4 separate regions of the Homo sapiens genome follow, and all the other regions are linked to region 3. The links are chromatin contacts, found by Hi-C or POLR2A ChIA-PET in ENCODE. All regions are on one chromosome and are shown on one strand. Each heading gives the region's core, a stretch centred on a gene start or an enhancer-like site at or near the end of the contact. The rest is flanking DNA. Distances are from core to core; before and after follow the strand shown.

Region 1 (6,040 bases), core at 160-2,659, 290 kb after region 3:
TGAATCTCTGAGTAGCCCAGCCTCTGAATCTGTTCCTCATGTATTTAAACTTACTTAACTGACATACGACCCCCTCTCCAATGGGAATAAAACACCCGAGTCTAGAAATTATGAAACCAAGAGCTCCTGCTTTAGTCATGCACATTTCCAAAGTAGAATAAGAAATGTATTTTCAGATTAAATGGAAAATTTACATATATAAATTGGGATGACGGTATTTATAGCATTAATTACATAAGTCCTGGCTCCCTTATTTAGCCCCAGAACCAATTCGTTATCGTTCACATATTCAGAATTCCCCCTTCCCTCCAACAGCCCTGGGCCTCCCTCCTCCTCCTCCTCCTTCTCCCCCTCCTCCCCCTTCCAGCCGACCAGGGCCTTACATGCTGGCAAGAGGACACAGCTTCCTTCACTGTCACAGCCTAGCCTCCCAGACACACCCAGATCCAGCCTTAGACAGCAGGGGATGTCCAGATACAACCCCCCAAAGGCCTCCCTCCCGCGAGTGAATTATGAAAGCCTTTAGTAAGTTGGCTGTCGGCAGGCTCAGGCCCAGTGAGACCCCTGCAGGGACCACCAGGGACATCAACCTTCTGAGGACCTGGACTGGAGCCCAAATAAACGCCCACTGGGCTGAGTCTGGAATCCCTCCAGCTCCTGGCGAATGGCTGCCGCAGACCCGACCACTGAGGCCTGACCTGCCTGGAGTCGCACCCAGGATTCCGGCGTGGGGAGCGGGGCAGAGGGGAGCGGGGGAGGAAGGAAAAGCAGGCCAAGGGTCTTCAGGACTCAAGTCTGCAACTGTCCTGGGCTCGTGTGGGAGACTCTCTCGGATCCTGGGGCCTCCATCCTCCCCGGCTGTACCTATCCCGCAGCACCTGTGCGGCTAGGACTCTTCCCCAAGTGTGCAGAAAGAAACACCCTGGGCGATAGGGTCCGGAGTGTCCCGGACCCTCACCTGCGGCCCCGCGGGCGCCACTCTATCTTCGCACCTGCCCGGAGCCAGGCGGGTCTTTGCTCCTTCCCGCGAAAGGGGTTAGCCTTGCCTGCGCCCCAGGAAGCGACCCCGACCAGCCGCCCGGCAAGGCAGGCCGCCCGACGCTCCGGGACCCCCCGATAGCGCGGCCGAGAGCCCGCGCCGGGGTCCTCGAGCTGGCCCGGTGTCGAGGCCCGGCCGTGAGGCGCTGACAGCCCGCTTCGCGCCCCCCGCCAGCTGCAGGGCGGCCCCTCCTGCGCCCCGCGCCTCCCGCGCGCGCCGTGGCCCAGCGGGGCCCTCACCGAGAAGCGCTCCAGGTCGGTGGCCGCCATGGCGAGCTCCGCACCGGGCGGGTGGGCTGGGACGAGCGCAGGGGCAGCGACAGGGACCAGCCGGCTGCGGGACGCGCTCCGCCCGGGCGGCTGCGGCTGAATGGATCCAATATGGCCACTTCCTGGAAACTCCCCTTGGCGGCGGCGGCGGGAGAAGCCGCGGAGCCGCCCCTGCCCCCGCCCGCGGGACCGGCCTCCCCGCCCGGCCCGGCCACGAGCGCAGCCGGAGCCCCGCCGCTTGGACGGCCGGGGGTCTCCGCGGCGAGGCGGGAGGTGCCAGCTGCGGGGACTGCTGGGACTTGTAGTCCGCGCGTTGGGGGACCGGGACGGCAGTGTCGGGGGGCTCGGGGCTGGTGCCCGGCGGGCCTCTGCGTGTCCCCTGGAGCCTGGGGCCGAGCCTAGGTGAGAGTCTCCTGGGTCCGCGCGCTGGAAAGCCTTTCCCGTAAGGGGGAAGTGGGGCACGGCGTGCGCCCTAGAGATCTCCCCCACCAAGCCGTCTCCACCCGCTGGAGCCTGCAAATGTGCTGGGACCACCAACCAGAGTGTGGACAAGCTGCGGGAGACCCGTCGGATCCGGGAGAGGCCGCGGCAGCCTAGTCTGCGGGTGTCTTGGGCCCCACCTGATGCTCCGGCCGGAGCTAAGGCGGGAACCCCGGCGGGACCCGCGCGTCCGGCCAGGCGGCCTTCCCGGGCAAGGGACCAGCCTTCGGCTCCTTGTGCAACCAACGAGCAGGATGCGCAGTTTAGGCTGGGATTCCTGCAATAGAAAAGCGGAGCTCGACGGTCAAGGCGTCAGATTGCAAGTGTCCATCACCCTGCCTGTCCCAAGGGCTTGGGACAACGTCTTAATGGTTCCACCATTGTGCAAAGAGGATGACCACTCCCAGTGCGTGCACGTTCTCTCCGCTAATGTCACTGCTCAAAACGTTCAGAAAATTAACACTTACGCCAGGGTCGGAGGCCTCAGGAGGTTCTGTATCCTTCTCACTGACAATCTATACAAAAGCAGCTCCCAAATCCTCTGAAACCCCGTTTCTTTCTCTTCCCTCTGCCTTTCTCTCTGCTCTTTCTGGGAATGTGGCAAGGTTTGCCCCCTACCCCCCACTGGCCTCATCCCAGGTTGGTCCACCCTCCACACACACCCCTCACCCCAGTATGCTGAGAAGCAACCTGACCTGTTTCTCCTACTCAGAAACTTGTGCTGACTGGAGGTGCCTAAAGACCACGTTCGACTTAGCACACCTGGCTTAAGAGGAGCCCCCTCTCTGCTGTTTGACCTTGTCACCCTGATTTGGCTTTCCCCTCCTCACTCTCCCAGGCAAACTGTAGCTTGTCCCCAAGGTGGACTGACTTCCCGCTGGACCTTCCTGACAATGTTTTCACTTTGCTCCTCTCTCTATGTTGCTGTTTCCCATGCTGTATTAAAGTTATCTACAAGAAATAGAGCAGAGCAGTGGTTAGGGTAGCTGGATCTATGGCAAACCTTCCTGGTGGAATCCTGCTAGCTTTTTAACCTTAGCTAGGCAAGTTACTTAACTATGCCTCCCTTCCCTGGTCCTAAAAATGAGAACAAGTATAGCACCTATGTTACAGGATTAAATAACATAAGTAAAGGGCTTTAAGTTGTACTTAAAATATAATATTAAATAAAATCTCCCTCTCTAGACTACAAGGGCCTTAATCTCAGAGCCCAGAGAATGTGTGGTCAATACTGAATTGATCATCCTAGACTGTATCTACTGTTTCCTTTTTCTTTCCCTATAACTAACAAGAAATCACGACCAACTGCCATCCGTATGGCAGTTCTGCATTACAACTCTCTGGGACTAGCCCTAAATTATCTTCAAAATGGTCTTTTATCTCTAATCGGAAATATTTCAAAACATGTACTTCTTACAGTCCTGGCCAGTGGCTATGAGAAGGAAAAGCTCAGAGTACAGGTGACTTCCTTCTTTTGGGATATATTCACTCTGCTCTGTAGGAGTAAACAGGAGAATTTCCTCCTATTCCACAATGCCGAAATTTCTCTCATTTTATGCTGCTGCTGGTCAGAACTTATAAAAGAGTGAGAATTATCTATGAGGGCTCAAAAGGTGAATATAACGATCATTTCTCACATGGCAAAGTGTTATTTCTTATGGCAGCATTTCTGAGTGTTTCGTATACACCTAGAGGTTAGTTCATAGATTTTACCACAAAAAGATTGGTCTCACCGTCAAATAACTGGGGAATGCTGAGTTCCATACACAGACAGGGTTCTGTAGAAGTCCTCAGCTTTTGATCAGCTAATATGCATTTTCTGTGCAAAAGAAAGGGGAATATACAGCTCTACCCACACTTTGTTGCCCCTTGTCTCTACCCTGCATACATACCCAGCACCACACTGAACTTGAACATGACAAGACTTCGCTTCAGGAAATGCTGCCCTCCAGGCCTCTTGCTTGTCTTTTACTTTTGTTTATACTTTCTTTTGTCATGTAGAAGTTTAAATTTTTGATGTTGTCAAGTGTACTTGTTATTTTATTTATTATTTTTACTTTGGCTTCTAAAAATAAAGACCCTTCCCTAACTTCACAAAGATATTGTGTTTGTGAGAAAAGAATAAATTTTCTTTAAAAACTTTTTTTTAACTCCTTCACATCTAGGCAATTTGTGTATGTGTATGCCAAACCAGTTGTTTCATCTTTCCCCTCTGATGTACAATGCAAATGGTATCACAGACGACATTTCTGTATGTGTGTGCAGGTTGTGCATCAGTTAGGATTATGTTCAGCTGCTTCAACAAGATAGAAATGTCTTCCTTTCTTACATTGTCCAGGTAGGTAGTCCAGGGCTTATGTGACTCTCTACGCACACTTTCTTCTTGTTGCTTGGCCTTACGTGGTCTTGCTCTCATGGTCCAATATGGTGATATCTGCATTCCAGGCAGCAAGAGGCAATGATAGTAATACAGTGCAAATGAGCCAACTCTCAGAGGATTCCAGAAGCTGCCATGTGGCACTTCTGCTTACATGCTATTGGCCAGAGCTGGAAAATGGGGTCTTTATTCTGGCTATCATGTGCACAGCTAAAAAGTCCATAAAATGTTAGAGGAGAGCAGATGTTGGGAGGCTGCAGCCATCTCTGCCAAGTCTGTTTCTGGACTATCCGTTCCAGTGAGATGCCTGAAAATCTTTTTTTCTAATACTATGAAATTTTTGTTTATTAGAAAATTAAAATATAAAAAATGACAAGCAAGAAAATAATCAGCCATACACCAACAGAATCAGCCACAGATAATTTCTTAGCCTTCCACCCCTTTTAAAGAAAAATTTCATGTTTTTAAGTGATATATGTACATTTTAAATAATTTGAATACAGAGAATATTAAATTATCCCAATCCCACCACTCAGAAATCACCATCATGAACACTACATTTATATCATTCCAGAAAACTTTCTATGTATATTTACTGATAGGAGGAAAGATAATAGAGATACTTTATAGGAATCTGGGCCATAATACAGATGCTATTTAAATTAAAAGTACTTAATTTTACTTGAATTTAAAAGAAGACAAAGAAGTTGAAACTGAAGAAAGAGTTGAACTTCAAAGAATGTTTCTTGACCACAAGAGATATTACTTCCTAAAAGATACCTCTGAGGTTAAACAAAAATTGTAAAAAACACTGAGGTTAGAGTTATTTTCTTAAAATGCACATTTCAGTGACATATGAGTGTGTGTGTGTGTATGTGTGTTCAGTGTGTTCATTGCTTTGAAAAATTCGCTCTCATGATTCTTTCCATCTCTGACTGACCTGCTTCCTAAGTTTAGTTACATATTATTGTTACATTATCCATGTTTATAACACTCATATTCTGTTTTGTAAACATAACTTCATAGTTAGTTGATAAATATTCTGAATTAAAATGAATTCAATGGTCATCGTTAGTCTTCTTACCAAGGCTTTTTTTTCCATTTGCAAGTTCTTTATTTTTGTTCATCTCTTCATGGACTAAATTAATCGTTAAGCTGTTTTTCCAGGAAGTATTTTCGATGTTTAACAGTATCTGTCTGTGCCTCGATACTGGAACCATATCTTGGCTGGGTATAATATCCTTGAGTCTCATCTTTCCCACTGAATGTGGTAGGTTTTGCCTCTTTTTCTTCTGGGAAGAAGCCTGAGGCCAGCCTGAATTTTCCCCTTTATAGGAGACATTTTTTTCTGCTTGAATGCCTAAAGAAGTCACTCTTCATCTTTTTTTTAGGTTCAATAACTTAACTAAGATGTCTTAGTAGTAAACATTTCAAATCAAGCTTTTCTGGAATATAGTGTGTTCTTTCAATCTGCAGCTTTAGTTTTGAAATTTACCTGTTTGTTTCTCCATTAAAGGAATTCTCTTTTGGTTCTGTTTCTGGTTTTCCTTCTTCAGGGATTTTAATTAATTTTTATATCAGATCAGCTTTGTCTGTCTTTCATTTCTACTAATTCTAATTGCTTTAATCTCTTTGCCTAGTTTAGCTGCCCTAATTCAGTAATTTGAGTTTCAATGGGGCCCATTCTCTTTCTTGTTAGTTCTAATTTGTTTGTCTATAATAATATGTTTTTGTCCTCAACTTGTTGCCTTTCCATCCCATTCTTGTGTTCTAGCATCCTATCGTTGAGCCCCCACTTTATTAAATTCACATTCTTAAGTCATTTCATAATATGAAGCAGTTGCAAGAAATTCCTTAAGTTTTTTTAGGGGTGGG
Region 2 (6,236 bases), core at 2,566-5,065, 280 kb before region 3:
GTGGTGCTCTTACACATACGCAGCAAGTGGGAGATGAGGCAGAAGTCCTCCATGGATGTGCTTATCTGCAGAATTTATTTAAAAATTACAAAACACTAAGTTGAGCTGAACTGAAAAAAAAATTAAAATTTCACAGTACTATTTGCAAGGTAATCAGTATGCTTTTTAAAACTCTGGTAGACTTCACACCAATCCATAAAGATGACCTTCAAAATTGATTTTCCAATTGCTGATGCAGCTACACAGAAAAAACAACAAAAAGAAGGCTGATTTGCTTAGGCGTGTCCAAGCAAAAGTTCAAAAAATCTTTTCCAAATGATCTTTAATCAATATTCTAATGAGATCTATGGTAGATCAGACCCAAATGCCAATCCTAAAGGTAAAGGCTGCTATCTTTAAGTATACAGAAACTTTGGCCAAACAGAGAGACCCAGAGGCCTCTAGAAAGATGCCAGTGAAACTTCTCTGATGGTGTCTCAGGTCATCAATTTTACAACAGAACACAGAAGTTCCAATATTTATAAGGGAACATAGCCAGTGCTGATTTGGACTCAATACCCAAGAGGACACTTTACTAAGCTTTACCCAAGAGGATACTTTAATAAGGAGCTTTACCCAAAACCTTTCAGCAGGGTGCTGCCACATTTCTTCAAAATCACCTCTGAATAAAGGCAGGAAGCCAGGGTCCCAGTGGGAGTACTTGGACAAGAACATTCCACCTGCACCAGCTTAACCAGTCCAGGCCTCTCACTTCCACCTACATATCACAGTGTAAGGTCCCCCAGACCCACCCCGCCTTTCTTTCTTTGTTCTGACTGAAAATCAGACTCCCTTGACAGCTCTGTGACCCAGCCAGCTGCAGGTTTTTCCCTTCAGGCTGGAACACAAGCTGGAGTCTTCAACATTCCCAGGCACTGATGAAGGTGTTTAGGTTGTTGCCCATAACACTGAAAGAAACTAGCCCCAGCCCTGAACCAAATTCCCTAAACCCTCAAATAAACTCCACACTCTGACTCCCTCACTGTGGAAATACTTAGGTAAAACAATTCTTGTCTCTTGCTGTCCATTTTGAGGATTGCTGCAGCCCACTCTGCAAGTTCCCTAATAAATGCTGTGGACTGAAGACCCAGGGGTTTAGTGCCGCTTTCTTTGAATTCTCAACTGACCCCATCTTGGCAGTCCCTCATGGGAAGTCCCCTGCTGCTGCTTTTGGAGCAACTTCAGTTGTGGTTCAGCAGGAGAAAACACACAGAATACTTTGACCTTCAAATGTATTTGATTATGACACAGAACCATGGCCTCTGAAGTCATTTTTAGCTCTCTTAGAGATGTCCCTGAGACCATTCAGGATTTGAGCTTCTGTTGTCAAGAAGACATGAACGAACCTACCATAACTACCCCTGATCCCTAGCTTGCAGCACACTTGGGCACACAGCAGATGCTCAATAGATATTTGTTGAACACTAATTGTTGAAAGCCAGCAGGCATGATTAATTCTGGTTTCCTAAAATGAGATCACTCCATATTCATAGCATCAGGCAGTAGTCATACAGTTGGGCCTCTTGGCCCAGTTCTGGACACCCTGTGAGACCATCTAGCCACAAATACCCACTTCCCAACTCCTACAGTCCCAGGTACTATCTGTACCTGTAACAATTCTGCAGTCTTTACTGTTAACCCTGTGATATGCTGCATCCGACGATTTACTCGGGCCACAACAGGGTCATCATCTTCCTCTAGCCAGGAGCTGGGCAAAAAGAAAAGGGCAGAGAAAAGAAGACGGAAGGGCAGGCTTCCATGAGGTCCTGAACTCTGTCCCCAGAGTCAGGGCCAGCATGAACAGGCAGTACAGGATGCCTGCTGCAAGGGGGTGAGGAGGTGCCAGCAGGCAGGAAAAGGCAAGCCACCCATCCCTAGGGTAGGCACTGAGAAGTCCTGAAGTTGGGGCTTGAGCAGCTACGAACCCCTGCTCTTTGCTTACCTTTTGGAAACCCGGTAGCTGGCGACAGTGAGGACTCCTGTCTTGGGATCACGAACGGTGGCTCGTGCAAGCTAGAAGGAAGGAGGAGAGGGAAGACTTGATTTGTTTGTTTGTTTGTTTTGCCTTGAATATTTTCCCAGAGAGCACTGGGACCAGATTTACTGCCATGCTAGTGGAGGAAGCTTTGCAGCCAATGGCTCTAGCCAAGGCCCCAAGATCCTGCAGGCCAGTTGAGGGCAAGAGTCTGAGGCCTCCACATTCCCAATCCGCAATCAGTTCCTGGCTATTGCCCTGCTCGGTCACTGCTCATCCCTTCTCCTCCCCAGGTCCGCTTTGCCTGCAGAATTATGCCTGCCTTGTCTACCCATGCATCTGCCTGACTAGCCCCTTTCCTTGCCAGGCCCACATACCACCCCTGCCTGAGCACAGCCTGCCTGAGCTTAGCTACTCCCACCATTTTCAGACTGTGCCACCATGCCTGAGCCTCCGCCTTATGTACTTCTCTCAATTGAGTCAAGTTCCACCATCCTTCCGAACCTCAGTGGGCTCCTCTGCCAAGAAACCCATCCAAACACTCTCCTGCTGCACCACCTCACACTGGGTTCCCACAGCCTCAAGAAGCAAAGACAGATGGCACAGTTTTCGCTCCCTTGGGATCCTTACAAGTCAGATGATAAAACCAGGAAAAGATTCTGTAAGTTAAAATAAGTGAACCACTGCCTGGAAGCCACCCACTCATACAGGTACACACTACACATGCACTCCCTGCATCTACTTCATCTCCCCCAGCCTCCACAGTTAGGCTTAGTGAAACCCCAAGGGGGACTCGCCGCCCAGAGCCAGCCAACATGGCAAAGGTCCATGTGCTTCAGCTGTGGACTGTCCTCATGACCTCACATGGGTGGGGCCATAGGCCCAGGTACTCCCACCCCAACACACTTCCCCTTGATTTCAATAAATATTGATGAGTGCCTACTTTGTGCCTGGCACTATGCTAGGTAACTGAGACATGGCCCCTGCACTCTTACAACTCAGTCAAGTGGGGAAAGCAGAAAACCAGTCAGGTAACTGCAGCACAGCATGGGTGAACTTACCATCCTGTGGAAGCTCAGGGTATAGTGTCAAGAATAGCTTCCTAGGGGAGGAGACCACCTAGCTGAGGCCTGAAGGGTTAACATGAGTTATCCAAGTAGAGGAACATTACAGGAACAGGGAAAGAGCAGCAATCCAGAGGCCTGGGAATGAAAATGGGTGTTGCAGTAGGTGTGGATTAAAGGTTATGGGAAGTAGTAAGAGAGAACAGGCTGAAGAGACAAGCAGGGGCTAGGAACTAGATGCAACCTTGTGGCCAACGAGAAATGGGGAAGGCTTTATGCAGGGGAGGGACACTCAAAATGTGAATGTAAAATGGATCACTGTGAATACCTCATGGAGAGTTGACTAATGAGGGGCCAGAGTGGGGACTGGGAGGCTAGTGAGGCCACGACAGAGGTCAGGGCAAGAGATGATGGTGGCCCGGGCCAGGTGGTGGCAGAAGGGATGGAGAGGAGTAGATGGACCAGAAGGCTAGTAAGGGGGTGAGATGGACCAACTTGGACACTGTGCTGCTATGGCATGATCTGGTAAGATGGCCAGCACAAGCAGGACAGACGGCTCCCAAGCTCCTACTCATGGCCCTTCCTGAGCTTCAGCTCATGTCAGTCCCTCCCTGAAAACTGCAGCCACAGCCAGACCCCATCCAAACATCTGTGCCTCAGCATTGGCCTGACACCCACAAAGAGGCTCTGAGCAGCTGTGCTCTGCCCCAGGGGAAGCACAGGGCTATTTTGAAAGCAGGCCAGAGACCCCACAGACAGCTGCCAGGCATTCCCCACAGGCCAAGTTAAGCTCATTGGCTCTACTTCAAAGCCAGAATAGCATCTGTCCCTCACAGTCTCCGGAAAGGAGGGGTCAGCTTATCTTTGAATAGAAGCCATGTTAAGAGCCAAACATGTTTGCCAACCTTGTTTGGCTCTTTGCATGGCTTCTATTCAAATATATCTTTTCCTAACACTACCCTCTGGCCAGCCACACACATGTGTACACATATGCACACATGCACAGAGAAATGTTCTCAGTGTCTGGAACTGAAGAACGGGTAAGAAATCTCTCAGGAAATCCTGGCACAACCAACAAAGTAGTTTTCTTTCCTGGAGGACTCTGGAGCTGAGTAGAAAGGGGAGTCCTAGTCCCCATTCTCCATATATCTGGCTAGCCCCCTTCCTCAGCCACATCGATGATGCCAACCACTGACTCAAAGCCCTAGATGTCCTAGTACCTCAAGCCAAAGCTGTTCCAAGATGAGGTCCAGGGGCCAGGATAGGAACCTATTTCAGGTCTCTCCATGAGTGTCGGGCCTCCTGGTCACCTCGGCCCCTACAATTCTATTAGGAGCAGAGCAATAGAGAATCGAGCTAAATCCTCCCTCCCAATCATCAGTGATGGGATATGGCAGCAAATAGGTCTCTTTGAAAGATGTCAAATGGGGAACAAATCTTTTATGAACTAGAAACAGAAGAATAATTTTAAAACATGGCATATATACAAAACCAACAGCCAACTGCATTCTTAGCAGTAAAATACCATAGGAATTTCCAGGAAATTCAGGAATGAGACAAGGATGCCTATTCTACGTAATTATGCTCTAGAAGTTCTGGGCAATTCAATAAGGTTATAAAAACAAAGGAACTACAAGTATCAGGAGAAAATAAAATTTTCCTTATTTCCAGGTGTTAATGCTATCCAGGCAACCAAAGAGAAATCAGCTAAAAACCAAAAAAGAAATAAGTAAATTCAACCACTAGCTGCAATCTGTATGAGTTTGCTTTTTCATAGGTAAAACAGAGACAGTGACATCATTATGAGCAGCTGTTCATAACTGTGACATAACACTTAATATATATGTTAAGCACTTAGAAGTTCCTGCCACAGTTAAGAATTCAGTAAACATTAGCTCTTACTATGAAATGTATTTGTAAAATCAATAGTTTGGCATATAATAGTAAACTAATAAAATAATGTAACCAGTTAAAAATAATAATGAAGAAATAAAGTAAATTAACAGTAACAAAGAAACTACCAAGGAATAAACTTAAGAAATGTTCAAGGCTTATATGAAGAAAACTTAAAAAGATATGGAGAGACCTGTCATGCCCTTGGATGAGAAGACCCAATATTATAAAGATATACATTCTCCTCTAAGTCATTCACCTCATTTACAGTCCTAATCAGGAGCTCCACAGGACCCAGCTTCATAGCATCCTATGGAACATTTCCAAAAAACTCACCCACGCACCAGTCTCCCAACCAGGTGAACTGACACACCAGTGTAGACCTGCCCTGTTCCCAGCGTGACCTTCTATGATAGCACTTGGCTGTCCACATTGGTTACCCTGTTCTTCTTCCACTGGACCATGAACTCACAAGGTCAGGCTGAGTCTGAAGCATCTCTGTATCCCCACGGTAGGCCCATGCTAGATATGGATAAAGGGTGGCTAGATGGGCAAACCAACCACCCATAGTGCTAGGGATGAGAAAAAGGACCTTCCCCCTTCAGTGACCCGAGAAGGACCTACAGTGACACCTACTTTAGGTTTTGCGATCTCCTTGATCCTCTCGATTTCCTCATCAGACATGACATCGTAGTACCTGACGATGTGCGGGCTGTCCCACTCGTCCTCCTCTTTGAAGGGGGCAATGAGCAGCTGTGGGGCCCTGTTGCCATGGTGGTACCTACAGAAAAGCCTCTTCTGTCTACGGGGTGTCTGGAAAGCACAGAGTAACAGGCCCTGAGCTGAGTGAGTCCTAATCCTCGGTCCCAGTCTGGCTGTCTGCAGACACTGGACTCACCTCATGGCCAGCAGCTGCTCCCTCCCACCACACCACAGAAGAAAACAAAAGTCCCAGCAGGTGGGCATGCACAGTGGCTCATGCCTGTAATCCGAGAACTCTGGGGGGCCAAAGGATAGCTTGAGACCAGGAGTTTGGGACCAGCCTAGATGACATAGACCTGTCTCTAAAAAATTAGCCAGGCATGATGGTGCATACCTGTAGTCCCAGCTACTCAGGAGACTGAGGCAGGAGGATTGCTCAAGGCTGGGAGGTCAAAGCTGCAGTGAGCTATGATTATACCACTGCACACCAGCCTGGGCGACAGGGTGAGACGAAAGAAAGAAAAGAAAAGGAAAAAGAGGAAACAGGAAAAAGAGAAGAAAAA
Region 3 (5,938 bases), core at 938-3,437:
TAAAAACCAGAGGATGTGTAGGGACACAGTGACAAATATGAAGTCTAAGGTCTTACTGTTATTATATCACTTATGGTTAACAGTAAAGATTTCTGAGTCAGACCGTTCAAGTTCAAATCTTGGCTTCATCACTTTTTGTGTGATCTTATGATCTACCTCTCAGTGCCTCTGTTTACTTATCTGAAAATGATGACATTAGTAAGATCTAACCCACAGGACTACTGCGAGGATTAAATGACACAATGTAAATAACATACTTAGCAGGTGCCAGGCACACAGGGAGTGTTCAGTAAGCATTAGCTATTATTATGAATACTATCATTGCTACTAAGTCTATAGGGTCTATGTTGCCCCAAGTGCACCAGCTATAGGCTTCTTGGGCCAGAGTGACTGGTGCAAGATTAACTCGTTTGTCCTCTGCTAAGCCAGGCACGTTTCTGCCCAGCAGCATCCACTTCTCAGTCTTCTATTTGTTCGATTGGAGCCCTGCAGAGTGCTGTGTATGTTTGTAAGGGTCTCGCTTAGAGGAGAGCAGAACTCCAGCTCTGCAGATGCTGGAAAGTCTTGCTGCTGGAAACTGGAAGTGCCTTCAGGTGGGTGCCCTACCTCAAGAAGGGAAGAAGGCAGGAGTCATGCAAGTGAGGCCCAGGCTGGGCCGTGCACACTCCCTGCATGCAGGACCCACTGGGAGAAACACCTGCTTGTCCCGTTATCACTTCCCTTTTTGAGCTGCATCTGAAGCTTTGGTCCCTCCAGAAGTACATGGGTTAAAACAGTGGCAGGAAAACCCAAAGAGTTACACTCACTTTATTAATCCAGATGAGCCCCGGGATTTGGTTGGAATTAATCTGCATCTCTAGCCAGGGTCTCATGCGCATCCGAGTGATGGGCATGTTGGCTGTAAAGAGAACACAGAGGCTCCAGTCTGGAATCTGTTGAACAGTACCTGGGCAGTGACCTGCCCCACCCGAGGTCACTTAGTTACCCTCCCCTCACCTCAGCCAGCTGCTAGGTACTACACTCAGTGCGGAGGGGAGCTGCGCTGGAATAAAACTGCTCTCCAAATTTTTTCAGCATCTTAGGCAAAAATGCTTTTGCCCCTTCCTTCAGCCCCTCCCAGCCAGTCTCTGGAGGAGACAGGCATGCAAGTGATGGCTTCAGGATTCATATGCAGGAAAAGAGACAAAATGCACAGATACCCTAATTTCAGAACTTTTCGCTCAAAATTCAAATCCTTTGGGAAGGGAGGGACTTCTTTTGCTTGATGCCAAGAAGAAATTCCCTTGACTTGAGTTGTAACCACTAGCTAGCAAAGGGCTAGCCGTCACCCTGAACAGCCCCCTCCCGCCCCCCTGAATCCATTCTACGCCTTCCTGACAGCCACAGCGCCCACAACGCTAAGACCAGGACGCTAACCCTTCCGGCCCGGTTTCCCCTCCTCTGGAGAAGTGGCCCAAGGAACACCTGTGGCGCCTCTTCCCGCAGTCTCCGTAGGTCACGATTCCCTCCAGCCACCTGGGCAGTAAGCCAGCCCTTGCCACCAGCACAGGGAGCCCAAAACCTGTCGCCTGGGCGCGGAGCTGGGACCGCCGAAAGCCGGGAGCACTGGGCGCCCACGCGTGGGCTGACACTCGGTCCCCGGCACGGCGTGTGGATGCGCGGGACGAACATAGCGGGCCACCTACAGGCCCCTGGCGGCTGCGCGCACGCAGATCTGCGAAAGCTGCCGGGCGCCGGCAGCCTCGTCCGGGTGGGCGGTCCACGCCGCGTCCCGCCCTCCCCGCGCCGCGGCCCGCGGCTCGCAGCTCCTCCGGCGCCCCCCGGAGCCCGCGCGGAGGCCCGGGCAACGCCGCGCGCCGGCGAGTCTCCAGCCTGGAGCTTTCGACCCCCCACTTCCTGGTGCCCCGCGCGCCTTTTATTCGACGCCGCCGGTGCCCCGCGCCTCAAAGGCGTACTCACCTCTGCTGCAGGAGCGATTCGGCGGTCGCGCGCGAGGGTCCCGGCGACGCAGGGGCTGCAGTGAGGGCGCGCGGAGCGCGACTCCGAGTGGAAGAGGGAAGAAGGCAGAGGTTGCCGGGTTCTTAAGGCCGCCGGGCACGGCCGGCGTGGACTGGGCACGGCTCCGGGTGGCCTCGGTTCGGCGGGGCTCGGGCGCACGTCTTGCCTCGACTAAGGAGTGGCGAGCTCTGCCAGGGCAGCGGCGCCACCGAGCAATCCAAACACTTAGCGGGATTCCCCAGCCCTGGCCGGCCCCGCCCCCGGACAGCCGCGCGGGCGCCCATTGGCCGGCTGCGTGCCGTCATTTCGGGGAAATCAGGCTGTTGTAGAGCTAGCGGCGAAGGGGAAGTACAGGGCGGCTGCTCCGCCCCACCCTCTCCGGCCGGGCGCCACCGCCCCGGGGCCACCGCGGGCCCGCCCCGAGCGCTCCCAATCCACCCCTGCTCCGGCTTGCCCGGAGGAGGGCTGCCCGGGACAGCCCAGCGCCCCTGGCCCCAGCCTGTCCTCTCACTCCGCCTTGTCCCAGCCGGCTGGCTCCTGGGGCCATCTTTTCACCCTCCTGGCGGGGCGGGGGCGGGGGTATATCTCCCGAACGCAGGTGAGGGGATCGCCCGGGCACTTGCCGCCCTCTCCAGTGGGAACACTGGGCCGAATCTCCCGACTGGCAGCCTGGCTCCTCAAGCTTGCCAGTGGGATATCAAGAAGGGAGGGTTTCAGTCCTAGCACTACCCCTGTTTTTAGGGGTGACCCCCTCCCTCCAGGTCACTCACCTGCCCTGGGGAAGTGAAGAAGGCAGAAAGCCTACCCTGCCCCGTGTGCTGTCTGGGGCTGCTGGACCAGGGGAAATCCCAACTTGGCCGCTGCTGGCACAGCCCCCAAGGGACGCAGGACCTCTGTTTTTCAACCATAAAATAATAGTAGCCCTACCTTGATGGTTTGCTGTGATGGGAAGAGATTGTAAAGCACTATGCTCCACTCGGGCAACAGACGCTGAGTAGTTTTCAAGGTCGCCGTTGCAGGGTCTAATAGTGACCAGGATGACACCCCACCCCTTTTCGGTCTGCCTCCCTGGGACTCCCCCTGGCTGGCTTTAGGGAACAGAGGAGGAGAAGGGGTTCAGAGAAGCCCAGACGGCTGAGTGAGGGTAGGGGTGGGCTAGCTCTGATCCCTCCTAGCACTCTTGCCTCAGGCCGCCTCCAGAGCCTCCCTGTGGCCCGCGTATGGGAGTTCCGCAATGGAAGCATTGCTGTCATCTCTGAGTCCCCAGGGCTTGGCCCAGAGAGGTTCTGGGCAGCATGGAGGAATTAGCTCAGGGCTGATCAACGCCATGGGGCTAGCCAAAGGGTTGGGGAGCCCAGGTCCCATGCTCCTTGGTAAGGCCCCTACTTAACTCTCGCGCACAACTAGTCCCCGCCCCACGTATAGTCCTAGAGACTTGACTGGGTGTTCATTTTCCATCCAAAACTCTGGCCCAGGAGGCTTCTTCCTTCATCTCCCTAAAGCTCCTGCAGAAGTAAGTTACTCTCCCAGGCGTGTCATTTCCTTCACCCCAGCTCTCCCTCCAGGGCAGCACCCCATTTTGCAGGCTATAAATAGACACACCCATGCAACATTCGACTTGCCAGTCACTCTACCTCCCTCCCGTAGAGGAAATGCATGGGTTAATCCCATTCTGGCGCATTGCAATCTGAGTGCTGTGACCAATGCCAAACCTGGTTCCCAGGATACCAGCAGGAATGGGCAAAACTGTCTACCAGATAGAGGTGGGTCAGGAGCTAGGAGAGGAAAGGAGGTAGGAGAAACTGAGGAAGGAACCTAACTGAGTGTTAAGCAAAGTGGAGGGCAATGACACTCTGGAATGGAAAGGTGGGTTTTGGGGTACTTTAAGTGACAAATGGAAGTGGGGACTTGCTACAGGGACCAAGACCTTCTGAGCAAGAATAAGAGAAAACAAGTGACCCCTGAGTCGTGGGATCCTTTCTTGGTACAGCAAATAGATGCTTGTCCTTCCCCTGAGAACCTGACACATCCACTGGAAAATTCAGGATGAGATTAGGGAAAGGAAGTTTGCATCTTTGTGGTCTGATAAGTTGACCACAGTGACCCTGTGAAGGCAACAGGACACTATAAAAAATGCTTTAAAACAAAAACTTAATTTTAATTCACAGATACAGGTATAAATATACCCGTATATGCATATGTATATTTAGCCATAATGAGCATCTTTCCATGTCATGAAATGTACTTATGCAATGTCATTTGTAATAGGTATACATTATTCTTTCACAAGGATAAATAAAAATTTACCCAATTAATCCCCTATTGTAGGACAGTTAGGTTATTTCCATTTTTTCGTAATACAAACAACACTATTAGCTAAATCTTTGTGCATATCAATAATTTTTTGCTTAGGAGAAATTCCCCAGTTAGGATTTACCAATGAAACTGTCATTTACATTTACATCTTTGACCTTTTTTTTTTTTTTAACCTTAGGGATTCTTACTTTATTTTGAAGCCTGTAAGAATATGCTTATTATGACTAGGGGTGCTATACTCCAAATCAGTGAAATAAAGCTAAGCCATGTTTAAGTACCCAACATTTTTATTGTAATGGCTTTTGATGAATCACATTCTAAGATGTAGAACATTCTGTGATCCCCAGCAGAACACATAGGCTCCTGTAGGCTCTTATTAATTCGGAGCCAGCCCTTTTCTTTCCCACCTGGTCTTCTGGGTCTTCCTTCCCTGTATCGGGTTGTGATTTCATAGTCCAGGACCAGACTATTGTTGCCCCAACCTCCCCTTGGGCCTCCTTGCCTTGCCCAGGTAGATGGGGAAGATGGTGCCTCTGCACTGGAATGATCTCCCTAACTCGGATGATCTCCCTAACACTCGGGGCCACCCAGGAGCCTTCTGAGCTCCCCTACATTCAGCCCCACATTCAAATCTCTGCTCAGTCTTGTCCTGGGGTCCCATTCCAACCTTCTGTCCCTGACAGCTTCCCTACCCTTGGCAGTAGGGAAGATGAAACTAAAGGGGGATGAAAAGAGAACACAGGATTTGAGTCTGAAAGCCTGGGTTCTTATTGTGCTTTTTCCACTTGCTATGTGATCTTAGCAAGTTACTGTCCCTCTCTGGGGCTCAGTTTTCTCATCTGTAAAATAGAGATAATCTCTCTCCATCTCTCCTAATTGTAAAATTAGACTATCAAAATTATTTCCAAACTGTAAGACATAAGTCAAATGAAATGTATGAACAGGAACGCATGAACCTTTCACTGTATTTCCATTATCTGAACACACTGTGTTTGTCCCCTCATCCCTGTCTCCTCAGGATACTTGGCAACACTCACCCTCTCTCCATCTCTCTCTCCCTTGCCCACCCCACCACTTCAATCTCTGTGTCTTTTTTTAAGGCCCAGAGCATATGCCTGATCTCTTCAAAATGCCCGCAAAGCAACCAACCAGAAGTCCTTTCTTTTCCCTCCTTGGACCCTTTGGTCCTTAACTTTCCTATGTTTCCTTTTCACCACTGGTCACTTTCTACATGGTGGGAACAAACTCTGGGGAACAAACTCTACATTTTTTCTGTGAGAAAAAGAACTCTCCATGTTTTCTGTGAGAAATCTAAGCAGGTTCCTCATGCCCAGCAGCTGAAGCGAGCTAGGGGTTAGCTGAGGGTAGCCAGCACCCTGCACTGTGCAAGGTCTTCCTTACAGATGCCTCTCATCCATAGCCTCACTCAATGAGGGTGAATTCATTGTGTGGCCTCTCTGTATTGGGACCTGGATTTTTCTGTGCTGGCAAGAGGAGGCTAACTGGCTGGCAGGGGCTCCTTTGAAGTGACTTCTGCAATCAGGATGCTGAAGGCAAGATCATCTCACACACACATTCACACACCCTGTGGGAGCCTCTACCCTGACAGACAATTCTTGTCCCC
Region 4 (5,867 bases), core at 492-2,991, 390 kb before region 3:
CTTGCTCATGTGACACCAGCAGAGTGACTGATATGGAAACGGTGAGCACATAGATGGAGGCTGTCTGGGCGCCACAGTGCCCCGATGCAGAAACTCATCATCACATCAGTGTGTCAACATCACCGAGAAACCTTTGACAAATCTAAAGACCCTGTTAGCAACAGTGAAAGTTTCCTGAAGAGTGAGAAAACCACAGGGAGGAGGCTGTCTTGGCATCTGATTGGCACATTACTTCTACAGAAAGGCAATTAGTCAAATTGGTTTGGGGACCCCAGCTGTTCATGCTTCACCACCTCTTTGAGAAAGAAAAAGGGAAAGTGACATTTACTAAGAGCTTGCTAGTACTAAGACCTTTCATATATTATCATATTTAACCCTCACTACAGCCTGTGAAGTATAATTATCCCATTTTATGTGTGCTAAAGTGAACTCCTAATCTTCCCCTTCATGCCTGCCCCACATATAGTCTTCTTGTCTCAGTTGAGGTCAAATCCTTCTTTCCAGCTGCTCAGAGAAAAACCCTTGGAGTCATCCTTAACTCTGATCTCTCTCTCATACTCAACATCTAAGCCATCAGCAAATGCTGATGATTCTTCTTCCAAAACAGGTCCAGAATCCAACATTTCTCATTTCTCCCCACTTCCACTGAATCCATGATGATTCCAGCCACTATTATCTTCTAGAATATACTTCAGTGGAAGCCTAGCTAATTTCCCTGCTTCTACCTGTTCCCTGCTCTATAATCTATTCTCAACTCAGCAGCCAGAGTGATCCTGTTATGCTCTAGTCAGATCATAGCCCTCTGTTCAAAACCCTCTTGGAGTTCTGTGTTTTACCACAGAAAAGCCATAGTTCCCACAGTGGCCTGCAAGGTCCGCATCATCTTCCCCTTTATCTTTCCATCACTTTCTTTTCCCCTGTGACCCTCTCTGCTCACTCATTCTGCTCCAGCCACACTTGCCTCCATGTTGCTCCTTGAACACACCAGCCTCAGAGCCTTTGCGCTGGCTCTTCCCTGTGCCTAAAAGGGGCTAACGCCTTCAACACCTTCAAGTCTTTGCTCAGATGTTATTTTCTCAGAGATCTGCCATGTCCATACTGTTTAAGATTGCAGCCCCTTCTACCACCACTCCAAGCACTGCTTATCTTGCTCTGTTTTTTCCCATAGCACTTACCACTTTCTAACTTGTTAACAGCTTTGTTGCTTATTTTGTACCTCCCATGCCATGATACACATTTCTGAAGGCGGAACACTTACCTATTTCCTCTACTGATCACTCCCAAGTACCTAAACTAGTACCTGGCACATGGAAGCTACTCAGGAATTTATGTTGAGTGAATGAGTGAGTGAGTGCATGAGTAAATGAATGAATTTGACAGGGGCAAATTCAAAGTTACCAAACTGTCCAAGGTCTGGCAACTAGCAGGAAGGAGGAAGTGGCAGGAACTGGAGTCAGGTGTCTCCCACTCCAGAGGTCCGGCTATTTGCACCAAATACCTCTCAGGAAGAGTGAGGCGGAGGATCCAAAAGCAATGTGACTGCGGAACTTTTGCCTAAGTGACAGTCAGTGGATTCTTTTGGGGTTGGTGCCCATTCAGGGCTAGTCCTTCCTCCAGCTGCACCTGCATCTTCAGCTGGATTCAACACACGGTGGCCCGCCTGAGCACTGGCCTTGAGTCACCCAGAAAGGTATCAGTTGTGGTCAGCACTGATGATTAAGGTGATTGGGGAAGTATGAGAAACCCCTGAAAAGAATGTCTAACGAAGAAGGTTTCACTAATGTCTGGAGTTTGCCCATCTGTGTTATTTAAGAGGCATTCCCCCATGAACTCAGACTTCCACTTTTCTGAGGGCAGAGTAGTCACCTCACCTATACCCAGTTGTCCTCTCAATTTCTTGTCTGTAGTTTGTACGCAAACCATCATTCACCTGCCAAACCTTCCTCTAAACCTGCCCTGAATGCAACGCCTGCTCATTTGCCACTCCCACCTCCTCATGTGTGGCAAGGCATCCTCTTCCTGAATTGTCTATCCTGAGATGACGGTTACACCCTGAGAAGACGGTCTAAGGCTTTGAGGCTGAGTTATTTCTCAGCCCCCTCTGACCCACATCAATATCGGGTACCTGGGGAGGGTAGGTGGGTGATTACCTACTTCTGTGACTTCACGGGCATGAAAAGGGCCCTTAAAGACTTCCAAACATTTGGGTCATTGGGCCAATCCCTGGCTCCTCCAGAATCAAGGCAGCATGCAGGCCTTTGGAAAAAGAGGGATTACTTTCAAATAAACAAACAAACAAACAAATAATTAGAAACAACAAACATTCCTAATGCCACCTAAATGCCACCAACTGACAAGCAAAGCATGCGACTGCCCCCATGGCTTTGGTGGCAGGGCCCAGGGGCAGGCTCTCCTCGCTCCTCAGCCTGGCAGCGCTCCGCCAATTCCAACAGCAGGTACGCTCCTCAGAGGCACCAGTCGAGCCCAGGAGCTGGGGTGAGACACTCTAGGAGTTTGGGAGAAGGGGCTCACCAGGTGAGATTCCCACAGAGAGATGGGCTGCAACTAATTCTCCCTTTCTAAGGGAAGCCCACCCTGGGAATCCAGGTGTGAATGCCACACAGGCTGACACAGTCCTGTCTTTCTAAAGGCAAGGAGCTCTGAGTCCTGTGTGGTTTCCTGAAGGTGCTTCATGAACTACTTCCATTAATAAACTCTTTCATCTTAAATTTTTAAAATGAAATGAAACTGTCCTAGAAAGTTACAGACTGAGTCCCTCACCATTATTGATACCTTGGAGTACATGGGTCTTCCCTTGAGTAGATTTTCTGGGAGCTATTCTACCCACGTCCGTTTGTTGAGATCTTACAGGATTTCTTGCCCCAGTTAAATCTCCTGGGGTAGGCAAAGTGCTCAAGAAGTTGGAATGGGGCTGTGGGGTTCCACAAACAAGGGAAGCACCCAGAGGGCCCAACATCAGTACTCAGGGCCTCCTTGGCTTCTGGCCTGCAGCTGGGGAGGCAGGGCTGCAGTGCTGGAGGGGCATCTCTGTCAGCCTCCTGCAGCACAGGGGCCAGGGTCTGGGGGCAGCAATCACTTTGGTGACTAATAACCTAATCATGGAAAATTACAACTTCCTGAGCTAGGTATATCAGAGGTGGCCACAAAACTCTTTATGATGTGGCCAAAAATTCCTCCTACCACCACAGCCCTTGAAAATAGGTCAAAGACACCTTCTATGGAACTCTCAAAACAGGGCTTAGCTCACACCATCTACCTCCGTCATTGTGCTGCAAACACTGGAGCTTTTGTGAGAATGCTCTCCTCTTCTGCGGTTTGAGCTCAGTTTTGGCTCTGGGCTAATCATCTGTCCTGTCCTACTTGTCTTCCACAAGGGACCGACTGGTCATGAAGGCCATGAAGGCTGTCTGCTGTGTGTCCCTGGAAATGTCTGTCGACAGCCTCTCTAGGCAGAAGTGTTTCTTCTTGTGTACCAACCAAGACCTATAGGCCTCGCCTCATCTCCCAAGCTATACCTCACCACAAAGCAGAACAAGGGTGGACTAAGAACTGGCAGAGACTTATACTTGGCTTTCCAGAGGTCCCAGGTTTGTGGTAGGGGTTCATGAGGCTGGCTGCTGTCTAGATGAGATATGCAGAGTGAGCTCTTTTCCCTGAATGCTGGGCATCCCATCGGTAGTATGGGACAGGGTAAGCTCCTGGCCTGGCTGGCTCCAATGCTGCCTGAGTGAAGCTATGTAACCCTGGGACATCTCTCTTAGCATGCTGATATTTGGCTGCTTCTCTGATAATGGGAGCAGCATTCTCTGGTATGGGGTGCTGTGGAAGACCTAGGGAATGGGACAACAGATTAAAATGGGCTTTGAAGACCCTTGCAGAGGTGACCAGGGAGGCCCAACCTTCTATTTCCTGTGCTCAGGCCTTGGCAGAGACAGAAACCACGAGGCTCCAAGGTCCCCAACCAGTGGGACCCCGACACCAGGAGGACAGGACTCTCAGAGTTCTGTGCCTACTCCTCAGTTTCTTTTGTGTCTGCTGCTATCAGGAGTCCCAATCTACAGGGCTCAATCAGGATGGGATCCTTAGTGTGGCACCTGGGTCAGAAAGCCGCCCCTGCTAAGAGGCTCAGGACAGGGCTAACTGGGAGAAGAGGCCCCACCTAAGTGTCTGCCACCCAAGATGATACTTTTTTTGGCCCAGAAGCCTCATCTGACCTCTGGCCCAGGCCTCAGCCTGGGTGAGGGTGGACATCTCTGTCCTAACAAGATCCTTGGGAGCCTCCAGGCAGTCCCCTTCCAGGGATAAGAGGTCCTGTGTCTGCTTGGCCTAGAGCCAGGCCTGTGCTGAGTCACAGGACTCTGGTGTTCAAGGCCAAAAACAATGACTTAAACATTCTGAAATCCAGGAAAAATCAGCACTGGCTTTCTACCTAAGAACCCTGCCCAGCTAGGCATGAGTTCACCCAGCAAGACAGTGACAAGGACAATGGGAAACTGCCTGTCCCCTGTAGGCAAGAGGAGCAGGGGGCTAAGCCTTGAGCCTGAAACCAACCCTGAAAGATTCTTTAAAAACCCCATATCATTTCATCTAAAATTAGCTTTCAGCATCTAAATCACTTCCTGTTACAGAAACCACAGGCCTGATGCTTCAGTCATCACCCTGCCTGCCTCTAGGGGTGGGGTAGGTGAGGTAGGAGTGCTGCACACAAAAAACAGTGACTATCCAAAAGTGACACAGCAGTCAGGAACCCCTTTCCCCACCCCCCCCACCCACTGCAGAAAGGATGGCTAAGCAGGGCCCTATAATGGTGTTGTTGTGGGGACCAGAGCCAATGTGAACATGCATGTGCATGTAGGCAAATATACACACATATGCACACTCCCCTGCATGCACACTATACACACAGACCAGAGCTTTCTCCACTGCCGCAGAGAGACTGCCGTATGGACAGCCCAAGCACGTCTCCGTTGTGCCCCTTCTGAGCACAGGACTCACCAAGAGAGGAGGGCAAGTGTCTGGCCTCCTTGGAGCATCTGCATCTCTGTTTCCACTTCTCTTACAGCCCTGGTTACTTTATGCCTAATTGGCTGTGAGCGAGGTTAGCCCAGCACTTGGCACTTGGCTCTCACTCATTGTTTCAGCCAACATTGCCAAGTGTTTCCTGTGTGCAGAAAACCAGGTGGTGGCCGGATTGAGGATGTGGAGCAAGTCAGAGGCCATCCCTGTACACCAAGAACTGAAGTTGAAGAAACCAACTGAATCTCTAAACCAGAGATGTCCAATCTTTTGGTTTCCCTGGGCCACTTTGGAAGAAGAATTGTCTTGGGCCACACATAAAATTCACTAACACTAACAATAGCTGATGAGCAAAAAAAAAAAAAAAAAAAAAAAAAAGAAAGCAAAAAATCTCATAATGTTTTAGGAAAGTTTACCAATTTATGTTGGGTCACATTCAAAGCTGTCATGGGTAGTATACAGCCTGTGAGTCATGGGTTGGACAAGCTTGCCTAAACCATCCAGAGAGCTCTGTTCTTCCTACTGCCTCAAGCTAAGCCCTGACCCAAACCTGAGACCTGGATTGAAGGATGCCAGCATCTGTGCACAGATAAACTGCAGCCACAGAAGGAAGACACTGATCATCTGTCACAAACTTGGTGAGTCATAAATAGTGCCACCTAAACCATGAGATAAACTGGGGGTGCACCTGGAAACCAGGTAGCCCCCCTCAAGGGCAGGGGCTTTTGTATTATAGGTCTGCTGCTATTCTCCCAGTACCCTCAATGGCACATGTCATGTAGAAGAGTCTCAGTAAATACCTGGTGGGTGACAGAATGGAGGTGGGTGAT

The links. A loop is a pair of places that touch in the nucleus more often than their neighbours do. ChIA-PET counts read pairs that join two places held with the same protein, here RNA polymerase II (POLR2A). Pooled maps may share reads with other maps.
Region 1: a loop to region 3 is called in a pooled map, with 2.7 times the contacts of the local background. The contact joins the promoter of SEPTIN8 here to the promoter of IRF1 in region 3. A Hi-C loop is called at or near these places in 1 of 168 maps with a recorded cell type or tissue (sigmoid colon) and 8 of 50 pooled maps. POLR2A ChIA-PET finds 5 or more read pairs at or near these places in 3 of 52 experiments (SK-N-SH, activated CD4-positive, alpha-beta T cell and activated T-cell).
Region 2: a loop to region 3 is called in a map of OCI-LY7, with 2.2 times the contacts of the local background. The contact joins the enhancer-like site here to the promoter of IRF1 in region 3. A Hi-C loop is called at or near these places in 2 of 168 maps with a recorded cell type or tissue (Caco-2 and OCI-LY7) and 8 of 50 pooled maps. POLR2A ChIA-PET finds 5 or more read pairs at or near these places in 3 of 52 experiments (HEK293, MCF 10A and WTC11).
Region 4: a map of GM12878 shows a loop between it and region 3 (7-fold over the local background). The contact joins the enhancer-like site here to the promoter of IRF1 in region 3. A Hi-C loop is called at or near these places in 3 of 168 maps with a recorded cell type or tissue (GM12878, endothelial cell of umbilical vein and naive thymus-derived CD4-positive, alpha-beta T cell), 18 of 37 single-sample maps with no recorded cell type and 17 of 50 pooled maps. POLR2A ChIA-PET finds 5 or more read pairs at or near these places in 4 of 52 experiments (WTC11, activated B cell, activated CD4-positive, alpha-beta T cell and 1 more).

What each region holds. Positions count from the first base shown.
Region 1 is chr5:132,775,830-132,781,869 of GRCh38, forward strand. It overlaps SEPTIN8 (septin 8), which reads right to left and starts at 1,410. Exons shown (of 10, transcript NM_001098811.2): 1 at 1,279-1,410. The coding sequence starts at 1,308. RefSeq lists silencers at 1,181-1,590, 1,681-1,730.
Region 2 is chr5:132,202,101-132,208,336 of GRCh38, forward strand. It overlaps P4HA2 (prolyl 4-hydroxylase subunit alpha 2), which reads right to left. Exons shown (of 15, transcript NM_001017974.2): 8 at 5,608-5,784; 9 at 1,982-2,052; 10 at 1,648-1,747. Among named protein-coding and RNA genes, the nearest start is that of MIR6830, 13 kb to the right of the region's middle. RefSeq lists enhancers at 5,344-5,845, 5,846-6,236. Within about 2 kb of position 3,816, at least 5 of the 41 ENCODE cell types and tissues checked have a DNase peak (open chromatin) inside an H3K27ac peak, as active enhancers do; they include OCI-LY7, where a contact is called at or near this core.
Region 3 is chr5:132,488,586-132,494,523 of GRCh38, forward strand. IRF1 (interferon regulatory factor 1) reads right to left here and starts at 2,188. Exons shown (of 10, transcript NM_002198.3): 1 at 1,960-2,188; 2 at 807-898. The coding sequence starts at 893. RefSeq lists silencers at 1,020-1,069, 1,600-1,879, 2,140-2,589 and enhancers at 1,061-1,708, 2,730-2,869, 3,003-3,648, 3,140-3,349, 3,390-3,439.
Region 4 is chr5:132,099,155-132,105,021 of GRCh38, forward strand. No RefSeq gene overlaps it. Among named protein-coding and RNA genes, the nearest start is that of CSF2, 28 kb to the left of the region's middle. RefSeq lists enhancers at 4,242-4,536, 4,315-4,694. Within about 2 kb of position 1,742, at least 4 of the 41 ENCODE cell types and tissues checked have a DNase peak (open chromatin) inside an H3K27ac peak, as active enhancers do; they include GM12878, where a contact is called at or near this core.